Linked DNA regions of Homo sapiens: regions 2 and 3 are each linked to region 1. A link is a loop called in an ENCODE intact Hi-C map of the cell type or tissue named here. Cell type or tissue: heart right ventricle. All regions are shown on one strand.

Region 1 (4,000 bases):
AAATCTCTCTCAATGACAACTCGTGGATGATGGCAAGGATAATGGCAAGAGATAACACAGATCAAGCTTGCACCCTGTGCAGACACTGTGCTAAGTAAGCCCTTTGCTCCTGGTATGTCACCCAGTCTCTAACAACCCAATGAGGCAGTATCATTACCAGCCCTGTCTTACTGGAGCTCAGCAAGGCCCAGTGTTCTTCTCCAAAGTCCTCTCCCAGGGCCTCTAAACTCCCCACCTTGGAGCTCATAACTGTTGGGCTGTGCTGGGAACGTGGACCAACACCTCCAAAGCCTGTCATCCGAATCAATCTGCCCCCACTTCTTCCTCTTGTCTACTTCCATCTTTGCTCATTCTCTTGAAGAACAAGTACTAGCCCCAGATTCAAAGGCAAACACAAACCCTTACACTAAAAACCCGGTTACGTGCACCTGACATAGTCACCCTCCACCTGGGTGGGAGAGAAGGCGATAAATATGAAACAGGAAAATGGCTGCAAATCTCTCTGGCTTCAAGCCAGCCCCATGGGTTCTTCTTCTGGGGCAGAAGCTCTACTTCCTGATTGCTGCCCGGGTTATCTGGGGATTCACCCTCCCACCCCCAAGCTCCAACAACTGTCTATATAGTTCCTTTGGCACCAGTAAGCTCAAGACCTATGCTCCTTCGCTCTCTGGATAGCCTGGGACCTATCCCCTGAGCCTCAGTTTCCCAGGATAAAGCCTTTCCCCATCTGTGTCTCGGGTTTGTTTCAAAGCCTGTCAACAGGGAAGGGCTACACATATGCATTCAAGGTGACAAATGGAGCAATGTCCTTCCGGTCTACATCTGGCCTTTCCTGATGAACCCTTAAGGCTTGGCAAGACAGGAATGGCATCTGCCAGTACTCTCTTCTATTCCCCACTGCCCAGCAGCCTTAGTGGAGCCTGTCAATGGCGTGCTCTGGCTAGGATAAACAAGGCATCTGGGCAGTGGATGCAAGTTTCATTTAAGTCCTCTCTCTCTCTTTTTAAAAATAGCTAGTACTGGTCGGGCACAGTGGCTCATGCCTGTAATCCCAGCACTTTGGGAGGCCGAGGCAGGTGGATCACTTGACGTCAGGAGTTTGAGATCAGCCTGGCCAACATGGTGAAACCCCGTCTCTACTAAAAATACAAAAATTAGCTGGGTGTGCTGGCACATGCCTGTAGTCCCAGCTACTTGGGAGGCTGAGGCAGGAGAATTGCTTGAGCCCGGGAGGCGGAGGTTGCAGTGAGCCGAGATCGTGCCACTGCATTCCAGCCAGGGCAACAAAGCAAGACTCTGTCTCAATTAAAAAAAAAAAATAGCAAGTAGTAACCTACCAAGAGAAAAGTACCAACTGTAAACTTGCACGGACATCTGGGGAGCTGAGAAAGCCTATGAGGGGACCTGTGTTATTCTGTCACACTTATCTCCCTCCTACCATTTTAATGTCTGAGTTGATGCCTCCAACATACAGTACGCAAAAAAAGAGTATTTTCATTTCAGATGCATATGATGGCAAGGAACAATACGAACAATATTATTTTAGTGCCCTGGGAAAAAATTAGCAAGTCAAATATTGAATCAGGCCTGTAGCGCCACATGCTAAGCAGATTGCTTTGATCTTATCCACACTAAAAGCTCTATTATTGAATTTAAAGTTGGTGAACACATATCAGACCAATATACAATGCATGTCTGAACGCATGTTTTAGAAGCAAGAAATGTTTTGACAAAAGGAAGAAAATATTAAAGTTACAGCTGCAATTGAAACACAGATTTGCCCTCCCTCTTCTCTTGAGGCTGGAGGCTCTCGTGGCCAACCAAAATGTTTTTGCTCCAAAGGACTGGTTCCAGAAACACCTGCTGAGCTTCTATTTTTCTGGAACCAACAAAGAAGGGAATTCTCACCCTCCTACTCAATCCGAAGAAAGGAGTTTGTGAGTGTGCAAATGCTATGCATGATATGGCACCCTCTGGTGGCCACTGATCTGGGAGGCCTACACGACTTCCCAAACTTCCAGTAATCCAACCTCCCTTCCTCTTGAGGCTGCTGTGGCAGAAAAAGGAACTTTAAAGAGCCAAAGAGAGGGAAGGAAGCAGCTGATCAAGAGGGCAGAAATTAATTGATGGCAAGGGAGGGAATGTTAATTTTCCAGCAGGACCCAAAGAGAAAAATAGTTTGGTGCAGTAAACTTCCTATCTAGGATATACCTCTCAAAAGCTGCACAGCAAAAGAATATCCTAAGCCAGGTGCCAGCAAGTTACGACTCATAGGTCAAATCCCGCCCTTCTGCCTGTTTATGTAAAGTCCAAGAATTGAGAACGGCTTTTACATTTTATTTTATTTTTATTTTTTTTGAGACAGGGTTTCACTTTGTTGCCCAGGCTGGAGTACAGTGGTGTGATCATGGCTCACTGCAGCCTCAACCTCCTGGGGTCAGGTGATCCTCTCACCTCGAGTAGGTGGGGTACAGGTGCACTGCACCCAGCTAATTTTTTTTTTTTTTTTTTTTTTTTAAGAGATGAGGTCTGGCTATGTTTCCCAGGCTCGTCTCGAACTCCTGGCCTCAAGTGATTTTCCTGCCTTGGCCTTCTAAAGTGCAGAGGTTATAGGCGTGAGCCATCATGCTTGGCCTGGTTTTTACATTTTAAGTGGTTAAAAAATTAATATTTTGTGATCTGTGAAAATTACATAAGGTTCAAATTTTGGTGTCCATAAACAAAGCTTTATTGAAACACAGCCCCACTGCTTTATGTATGCATTGCCTATGGACGCTACCCAGCAGAACTGGGTAGCTGCAGTCAGCTTTATGGCCTGCAAAGATGAAAATATTCACGACTTGGCCCTTTACAGAGTTTGTCCACCTCAGTATGAAACAACTGCTACTGTTCACAGGCCTGGACCCCGAGCATCTAGCCCCCTCCCCACCCCTGCCCACTCCAGCCTGATGATGGGCTGGACCAGTCTGCAAGACTGGGTGTGTACGTAGAGAAAGGGGGCATTCCATTTCAGCGCAACCCCTACACACTTACCATTTTATTATTGATTTCATGGAAATGAATCTCACAGACTTTCTCCACAACATCTTCATTCTCAAAAGTGACAAAGCCAAACCCTAAAGGAAAAGAGAGAGAAGAAAAAACAAAGAGAGGCGGGGTGAGTTCAGTTCTGGCAGGCCCAGGTTTTTCTCTGACGTCCTGAGGTCTTGACAGCCTCCTGGTCTGGGGGTAGGTAGGCGGATCCTTGGGAGGACCTTGAGGTTGGAGGCAATGATTTCTAATTTGTACTGAGCACCCTTCCGACAGCGAGGAAAAGTTAATGATTTCACCCACATGCAGCGGGCACTGTGTGGTTTACATTTGCCCCGAAGCAAACAAGAAATTTACTTGTCTGTTATTTACAAGGGTCAGAGCCCCGCGGCTCTGTGCACGGCAGCAGGCGGGTGGGCTAACCAGAGCCTCGTGGATCACTGCGGGGCCACGCTTGCCCTTTCCGCGAGCAGCCCTGGCCAGCCCTCGGGTCGGCCTCCAGACGGAGGTGGTTATTTGTCCTTTTCTTCCTGAATTACTTCCTCTAATACCTCATCAGGACATCCTGAGGCCTGGAAGAAACTATTAAAAGTTTCAGGCCTCTGTTCCGCGCAGGCATCCTTTTTATACTGCTGCTTCAAAAGCGCTCTGGATTTGGGGCAGTTTAAGACTGTTTGATGCCTGCTGTCAGCCCGTCAGCTATCCACTGTATGTACTCTGCTGGAGACCGGCTTTGCTAGACAAGCTGCACTGAAGAATTTTGGCAGGCGACTGCTGCTCAGTATCCTCAGTTCCTCTCCTACCCTCCTGCCCCTTTCTTTCTTCTCCTCCCGCCTCCGACAGCGTTTCCAGCATGTGGCCCCATCTGTGACCCCACTCAGTAAGTGCTGCTTTACCACATGGCCCCATGCAGGGTTGCACCCTCCTTGGATGGGATGCAGCTGCCACATGGTAGCGTTAACATGGCGAG
Region 2 (4,000 bases), 150 kb before region 1:
TCATCTTATTTGTTGATTGCTTACTTTACTGGTCTCCTTCCATCAAAATGCTGCCTGCTTGAGAGCAGTTTTTTCTGTCCTGCTTGTTCTCTTGAATTTCAGTTGCCTGGCTCAGTGTACACAGGGTAGGTACTCGATGATTATCACTGAGTAAGTGGATGGATGGTTGAATGGATGGATGAATGGAGAAGTGGAAGCCTGGCTGGATGGATAGATGGATGGAAGGCTGGCTGGATAGCTGGATAGATGGGTGGATGGATGGATGAACGAATGGATGGGCGGAAGGCTGGCTGGCTGAATAGATGGATAGATGGATGGAAGGCTGGCTGGATAGCTGGACAGATGGGTAGATGAATGGAATAATGGATGGATGGATGAATGAATGGAAGGATGGATGGAAGACATTTTATGAGGACATCTGAGAAGACACCGGTTGTATCACAGTATCCTTGCCCAGGCCATAGGAGGCACCGGGTCAGGAGATTCTGGGAAAAGAGTGGCTAAATAGGGCCAACAGCTGTCCTCTCTCCTTTAGAAATATCCAATCACATGTTCTTTGGGGTTTGGACAGATTGCTCTGAGTTCTGTTTTTTTTTTTTTTTTTTTTTAATAATTTTTTCTTCTTGGGGATGGGGAGAGATAGACCAGTTTTTTTTGTTGTTTTTTTTTTTGAGACGGAGTCTTGCTCTCTCTCCGCTTACTGCAAGCTCCACCTCCCAGGTTCACGCCATTCTCCTGCCTCAGCCTTCCAAGTAGCTTGGGACTACAGGTGCCTGCCACCATGCCCGGCTAATTTTATGTAGTTTTAGTAGAGACAGGGTTTCACCATGTTAGCCAGGATGGTCTTGATCTCCCGACCTCGTGATCCACCCGCCTTGGCCTCCCAGAGTGCTGAGATTACAGGCGTGAGCCACCGTGCCTGGCTTAGATAGACCAGTTTTAAGAGACTCCCAGAAGACTGCTTCCCCACTCTGCCTGTGAGCTCACATTAGTAGTTCATTTGGGAGGATTTTGCATGGTTCTTTCACCGAGTCTTTTCCTTAGATCTAATTACTCTTTGTGGAAGACACAGTTGGTTGCCCGTCCTCTCCCTTTCTTGCTTGAGAACAGAACCCCAATTTGGTTCTGGTACTGGGATCCTTGTGCTTCAGGGAGGCCTGACCCAGCCCCAGTCCCAGGAAGGGGCCTGTGATCGGCCTCAGCCAACTGTGGGAGCCCCACCCCTCTAGTCAGTGATGTAGTTAGAAGGGGCCCAAGGATGTGGTTCTAACTCACGGGATGTGAGGAGCTTCTAGCTTCTGAGCATTTTCCTCACTTTAAAGAAGGTACATGAAGAAGGGGTGCCTCTGTGTCATGTCCCTTTTCCCAATCCCCAAAAGGACCAAGGCTTATTTCATTTGCAGAGACAGATGAAGGCATAGGATGGGGTGGGGTCCTGGGGAAACCATCTGGCTTTTGCTGGCAAGCCATGGGCAGGGTCCCGCAGGAATGGTGCTCAGACCCAGTGATGCCCAACCTGGGGAACTATTAGAACATGCCCACTACTGACTCCCATCCCATTCAGGTTTACTCTGATTCTCAAGGGTGGTACTGGGATCTCTGTGGGGCTGAGGTGCCCCTCTTGTCCCCCCAACATCCTGAGACATGAGGAGGCTGTAATCACTGAAATAGGCCAGGTACAGAGAAACCCATCTGACAGTGGGTTCAAGGCCTGGAGATGTTAGAACTCCTTTTTCTTGAGACCTTTAAGGGGACAAAGTGATTGGCTTTCTTAGTTTCCTCGTATATATGGAAGGAAATTTTGTGAGAAAGGCATAGTCCTTGATTATGAAATTTCTAGGAGGATAACATTCAGGAGAACATGCACATTAAGTTGCCCTGCTGAGGATGCTGCCCTGAAGGCTTGGGAGGCCACCAAGCCTGGGGTCTTCTGCTGACAGCATTCACTTGCTTCTAGTCTCTGCTGTGCTCTTGTGGAAATACCGTCCTCCCCTCTGGTTCTGAGAAGCAAACTTCAACGTCATTAAAAAGCACCATGGAAATGGAAAAAGTGCTATTCCATGTGACTTTTACTACTTTTCTTTTGCAGATCTGGTTATGACTTCCACCATTCCCCGTGGGAGGCACAGACAAAGACTCAGAAAATAAGAGAAAGAGAGAGAGAGAAAGAAAGAGAGAGAGAGAGAAACAGAAAAGCACTCAGAGAATGTTAGAGACTGCCTTTTTGCTGATTCAAAAAATATTTATTGAGAATCTATTATGTGTCCAACATGCACACACTCCCTTAATTAAATATACCACAAGACCACATGCTGTTTTTATCAGCTCCTCAATCCCCATCTAGCTCTTAGGTAGTGGAATCAAGAAGTTGCTGTTTTTGCTAAGACCAGTAGGTGTCATCATGTCAGCGGGAAAGCCAGGGTGCCCGGGATTTGATAGCCACCTGTAAAAATAAGTTCCATTTCATCTAGTTCTCTGAGTGCCAGTATGTGCAGGGCACCAGGCAGGATGCTTGAAGGTACACAGGGTGAGAAATCCATGATCCCTGGCCTCATGGAGTTCACTGTGCCATCAGGGACCTGGAAGGACAAAGTCCTAAGTCACGAGAAGAGGGAGATTTTAAGTGCCTCAGGAGAGGTTTAATTGAAGGACTGTGTGGATTCTTCAAACATCAGAGACGTCAGAACAGCTGAATCCTGCCTTCTCACATTATGGTGGAAGGAATAGGTTCCGAGAGGGAAGGTGATTGACCTAGGGTCACACAGCAATTCCAGTCTCCAGATCTCCTGACTCCTGGAAAAATGCTTTTTCCACCATTCTGTCTCAATAATCAAAGTTGCTTTTTTCATCTTGCCATTTAAAATTTCACCTTATTGCTTGACACTTTATTATGCTAAAAACCCCACAAAATCCCCCAGAAAATGCCACCTTAGTTTAGCCATGAACCTCCCTGCAAAATGCCCTCTCTGATGCCTACTACAAGGCACCCTAGATAGGTTAATCTGCATCTCGGAGGAGGCAGCTGCCCTCATCACGGTCCCTGTGGTGCGAGAGTCAGCTTGCAGAGGCTCATGAGAGCTGATTTTGTGCATCTCTTCCCAGTGACATCATGTTGGTAGCTTGAAACTGGCCACGGTGGGAGTATTTACACCATGGAAATTGGCAACAGCTATCAAAATAATTCGGAGTTTTATTCACTTTTCCCCATAGAACTGCACACCACTGAATTAGTATTCCTACTTATAAAAAAGATTGAGGCTCAGGGAGATGGGGTAATCTGCCAAAGATAGGTAGATTATAAGTAGAGCTGGGACTCTAACCCAGGTGGTTTGATGCTAGAGTGCTTGGCAATGGTAGATTGAACAGGACTTAGAGCCACTTTGACATGGAAGGGTCTAGGTTGATCCTAAGTTTCTTAGTCTATTGTGTGCTGCTATAGTAAAATACCCGATGCTGGGTAATTTATAAAGAACAGAAATGTATTTCCTTACAGTTCTGGAGGCTAGGAAGTCCAAAATCAAAATGCTGGCATCTGGCAAGGGCCTTCTTGCTGTGTCATTCCACAGCAGAAGACATCACATAGTAGAAGGGCAAAGAGAGGGTGAGAGAGAGACATAAAGGGGCTGAACTTATCCACTTATAAGGAACCTGCTCCCAAGATAACAGTGTTAATCCATTTATCTCTTAAAGGGTAGCCTAATCATCTGTTAAAGGTCCTTCCTCATAATCCTGTTACAATGGTAATTAAATTGCAACATGAGTTTGGGAGGGGACAAATATTAGCATCACAGCACCAGTTGTCTCATGAGGGCTCTGGTGTGTGTGCTGTTCTGGGTTGCTCTCATTAATCTGACAGCAACACTGGAACAGGAACTGGTTTGGGTAAAGAGATCACCAATTCAGCTTTGGATGGCTTGAATTGGAGGCCCATTGTGGGGGAGACGTTTAGATTTGGAGACCAGGAGAGAAGTCTAGGCAAGAGACTGAGATGTGCAAGATG
Region 3 (4,000 bases), 140 kb before region 1:
GTGACAGCTGTCACGTGACCAGGAGGTGGTCAAAAGGTCTTAAACTTTTCAGATGTGTCCCTCAAAAACCTTCACTCTAAGAGTGAGATTTCTTTGTTGACCTCTTGCCCATCTCAACCCTTTCCTTTCGGATTCCTTTCAATAGCAGAAAAGGGTAGTGGATAGACAAACTGGCCTAGCTGAAGTACCAACTCTGCTACTCGGTTTCTGCATGGCACAGGGATGTTACTCTACCCCTCACAGTGTTGTGTGATAGGACTTTCTGCAATGACGAAAATGTTCTGTAATTCTGCACTGTCAATTTAGTCGCCACCAGGCATATGTGGCTATTGAGCATTTGAAATGTAGCTAGTGGGATTTAGAAACTAAATTTTAAGTTTTATTTCATTTTAGTTGGCCATATGTGGTCAGCGGCTACAAACTTGGAGCCTCAATTTCCCCATATCCCTCATGGGGATAAAGACACTACGGGCCTCACAGGATACTTAGGTGAATTAACAGAGGGAATGCAGGTAGGGTAGGATAATTTGCTAAGACTTGTAATTATAATTCAGTTCCCTAACCCAAGAAGATAGGCTTTGTTCCTGGCCTTGGGGATTCTTGTTTGCTAGACCTCAAACAGATGTTGCCAGAGACCCAGAAGGGAATTTCGGCATTTGTGCTTGGAAGCCTAGATCATGGAGTGAAATTAAGCTGGATCAACCCAGAGTGTAGGGTGATGGAAGCAGGTGATTCTGTGTGCAAGAGGTGAAGGAGGCCAGATCCAAAGGCAAAGCTGGATCAGAACCTCAAATCTTCCAATCCACTCTGTGTGCTGAGCTGGCTGTGTGGGGCATGAGAGTCCTTCTCCCCAGGCTGGAGCAGATAAAATCTCCTTCTCTCCTCTCTCTCTCTCTCTTTCTCTTTGGAGTCTATTAAGTGCAAACAGGAGACAGCCAGCGCGTTGTCAATCAAGCCAAAGCTCACTGGGGCTGAGGTTTAGAACCAGGGTCCCTGTTCCTGGGCCAGAATCAGGACTTGAGGGAGGGGTTGCAGAGTCTGAAGGTTGGAGCTTGGTCACGATAGCCCCAGAAACAGAGCTCGCTGGGAGCAAGCAGAAGAGGTTTCTGGGGTTCCCCACCATGGGCCAACAGGCCTTGGGGCGGCAGATGGCGAGCCTGGCCAGCACAGAGTGGACACCTTGACTTTCAGAAAACCAGCCTCTTGGGAAAGGTTTTCAGAGAGCTTCCAATAGTCTTGGGCAAGAGGGCTACCTGTGTGAAAGCAGAAGGCAGGCCCTGTCCCTGAGACTCTGACAGTGGAACGCCGCTGGTTCTGGTGCCCTTGGCTTGTCTGTCACTATCGTCAATGGTTATTGCTTTGGGAGGGGTATGGCCCCATTTTTGAGTTTGACAGTTCTGGCGGAGTCAAACATGTCTCTACTAAATAAATTAGATCTCTCCAGGGCAGATCAATATTTAATGTGGGCCTTAAAAAGACCGACTCAGGAAATGAGTTTAAAAGTGGAGAATTTGCCTTAGGTAGCAATTTCTAAAATACAGTGGTATCAGGGGACAGATTATTCAAACCCAAGCCATGGATAATATAAAAACAGTTGAACAAGCCAAGTTCTTCTTCCAGTCCATCGGTGACTCTGAATCCCCTGGTTTTCCGTGTGCTACTCGCAAAGGATTAGTTCAAGTAAAAAGACACCTTAGAGAGGATCTACCCCAGGGATGGCAAAGGCCACATGCACTGCCTGGAGCCCTCCACAGGTGGCAGGCATCAGTCATCGATCCCAACACTCTTCCTGCTTGAGTTGGAGGCAGATTCATATTTTTTTTCTCAACATCTCGCTCCCAGGTAGCCACTATCTATACTGGTCACAGAGTGGCACTTGAGGTGACATTTATTTCTCATATTCATCAAGTCCAAATTTCTCATTTAGCAGAGGAGACGCTCAAGGTTACATAGTGATTAGTGGCTGATACAGGACCAGTGCCCTGTCTTCTTGTTTCTAAAATAGACTTTTTCCCCACAGGAATGTATTAGAGGTTAGGGTTCCATCAGAGATATTTTACTGACCCCTCTGTGAGCAACACAGGGCTTTCCCTGAGCAACATTTGTCTTTTTTTCTAGAGATAAAATTAGAGCATTTCAGGGCTAGAAAGCAACTTAGAGATCTTCTCCTTCTACTCTTTCTATCATGGGGAAATGAAAACTCAGAGAGGTCAAGTGATTTGCTTAGAAACACATAACAGGTGGTTCTTTCCTCTGCAGCAGCAATGTGCATTTCAGTCCTGGAGTTCTCATTTCAAGGCCTTAGGCAAAGTACACACATTTTCGGACTGCCGTTTTCTGGTCAGAATCTCAGGAACTAAGACTTGCAAAAGGTGTGTGTTTTAAGAAGTGCATAGCATCTACCGTTGATATATTTTGATGTTTACAATACACTTCCAGATTTACTTTCTAATTACATTTTGTTTGGTTGGTACAAAAAATTGCTTTGTATTCCCTAAACAAATAGTAGCTGGGAATCAAGATTTGTGCTGGGCCACAGAGGGAGGAGTTGGTTTTGTGCAGAAATCTTTTTAATGATTTGTGTGTGTGTGTGTGTGTGTGTGTGTTTGTGTGTGTATGCACGTGTGAGTGCAAAATGACAGTTTCTAAGACAAGGAAGACATTTTTTCTTTCTGGGGTGGAGGGGCAGGTAGGTGGCGTTTCAGTTCTAGGTTTCAGACCACTTATGTGGCCTCTATTTCCTCATCTATAAAATGGCAATAATGATACCTGTCCTCTTAACCTCAGAGGCAGGTTGTAAAGGTTGAATGGAATAATGCCTGTGAAGGAGTTTTAAAAAGTAAGAGATTGTTGAGACTGGGCACGGTGGCTCATGCCTGTAATCCCAGCACTTTGGAAGGCTGAGGCAGTGGATCACCTGAGGTCAGGAGTTTGAGAGCAGCCTGACCCACATGGAGAAACCCTGTCTTTACTAAAAATACAAAAATTAGCTGGGCGTGGTGGCACGCACGTGTAATCCCAGCTACTCAGGAGGCTAAAGGAGGAGAATTGCTTGAATCCAAGAGGCGGAGGTTGCAGTGAGCCGAGATCGTGCCATTGCACTCCAGCCAGGGTGACAGAGCGAGACTCTGTCTCAAAAAGAAAGAAAGAAAGAAAGAAAAGTAAGGGGTTATTGAGACAGGCAGAGAGGATGGAGCCAGTAGATTGTAGAGGGGGCAGCTCTCAGGAGTGGAGTAGTGGGGGGTGGAGGAGAAGTAGATGTTGCCTTGACACTGGGATGCTGGCAAGAATTTCCATGCCCTCATTACATGAGGTGCTCCTGTCAGATTTAAACCAAGCCCTCCTTTACTGCTTGAGACGCTGCGATATTTTAGGAATGGCAGCCCAAAGACATTCTGTGTTTTTAAAAGGTCTCTTTCCTGAATTTGCCACTGGGTATTATTTTTATGCCACTGTTCTGTTATCCAACTTCAAAATATACATCATATTTATATTGCCTCTGCTAAGCATATATTTTTATTTTATTGCTTACCATGTGGGTGACATTCGGTTATTGAATGTCTGGAGAATTGGATCTGGTTGTTGTTTTTTATTCTTCCCTTCGTAAGTGCTTGCTCTGATGTATTAATCTTTACAAAAGCAATGAGACAGGGACACATGAGCATTCACACTCACACACACACTAATCACATTGCCATTTTGTCTCACTTTGCGGGTGTGTGGCTACATTTATAAGAGCCGACAGATCTGAAATAGGTGGTCTGAACTGATTCAGGTGGGGAGCAATGAAGCCAGCCACCTCCCGGGGACTCAGTTAGGGAGGGAGGGAGAGAGAGCCTTTTGTCTTCTGTTTGTGAAGGACACACCAGGCGAGAACCAAGGAGGGAACCATTGTAAGTCTGAGCTGGAAGGGACCCTGGGGATATATTTATATGTCTATAAAAATATAGGCATATGTTTTATAGATATTTTATATCGTCTATATCCACATATCTATCTA

What was found. Peaks named below come from ENCODE experiments on the same cell type or tissue, not always from the same donor. Only the 100,000 strongest peaks of a DNase experiment are listed, where the experiment ranks them.
Region 2: a loop joins it to region 1, with 4 times the contacts of the local background. A loop is called at or near these places in 60 of 110 quality-filtered maps.
Region 3: it touches region 1 in a loop (2.5-fold over the local background); 60 of 110 quality-filtered maps call a loop at or near these places.

What each region holds. Positions count from the first base shown.
Region 1 is chr17:57,595,984-57,599,983 of GRCh38, reverse strand. MSI2 (musashi RNA binding protein 2) reads right to left here. Exons shown (of 14, transcript NM_138962.4): 8 at 3,034-3,116. Among named protein-coding and RNA genes, the nearest start is that of MSI2-AS1, 10 kb to the left of the region's middle. In heart right ventricle, a CTCF peak has its summit at 1,971 (motif pointing left); a DNase peak (open chromatin) is centred at 1,973; H3K27ac peaks cover 2,271 bases.
Region 2 is chr17:57,746,124-57,750,123 of GRCh38, reverse strand. No RefSeq gene overlaps it. Among named protein-coding and RNA genes, the nearest start is that of CCDC182, 2.8 kb to the right of the region's middle. In heart right ventricle, a CTCF peak has its summit at 2,379 (motif pointing right); no DNase peak of the experiment used is centred here.
Region 3 is chr17:57,733,661-57,737,660 of GRCh38, reverse strand. No RefSeq gene overlaps it. Among named protein-coding and RNA genes, the nearest start is that of CCDC182, 9.6 kb to the left of the region's middle. RefSeq lists a silencer at 852-1,030 and an enhancer at 1,698-1,767. In heart right ventricle, a CTCF peak has its summit at 1,755; no DNase peak of the experiment used is centred here.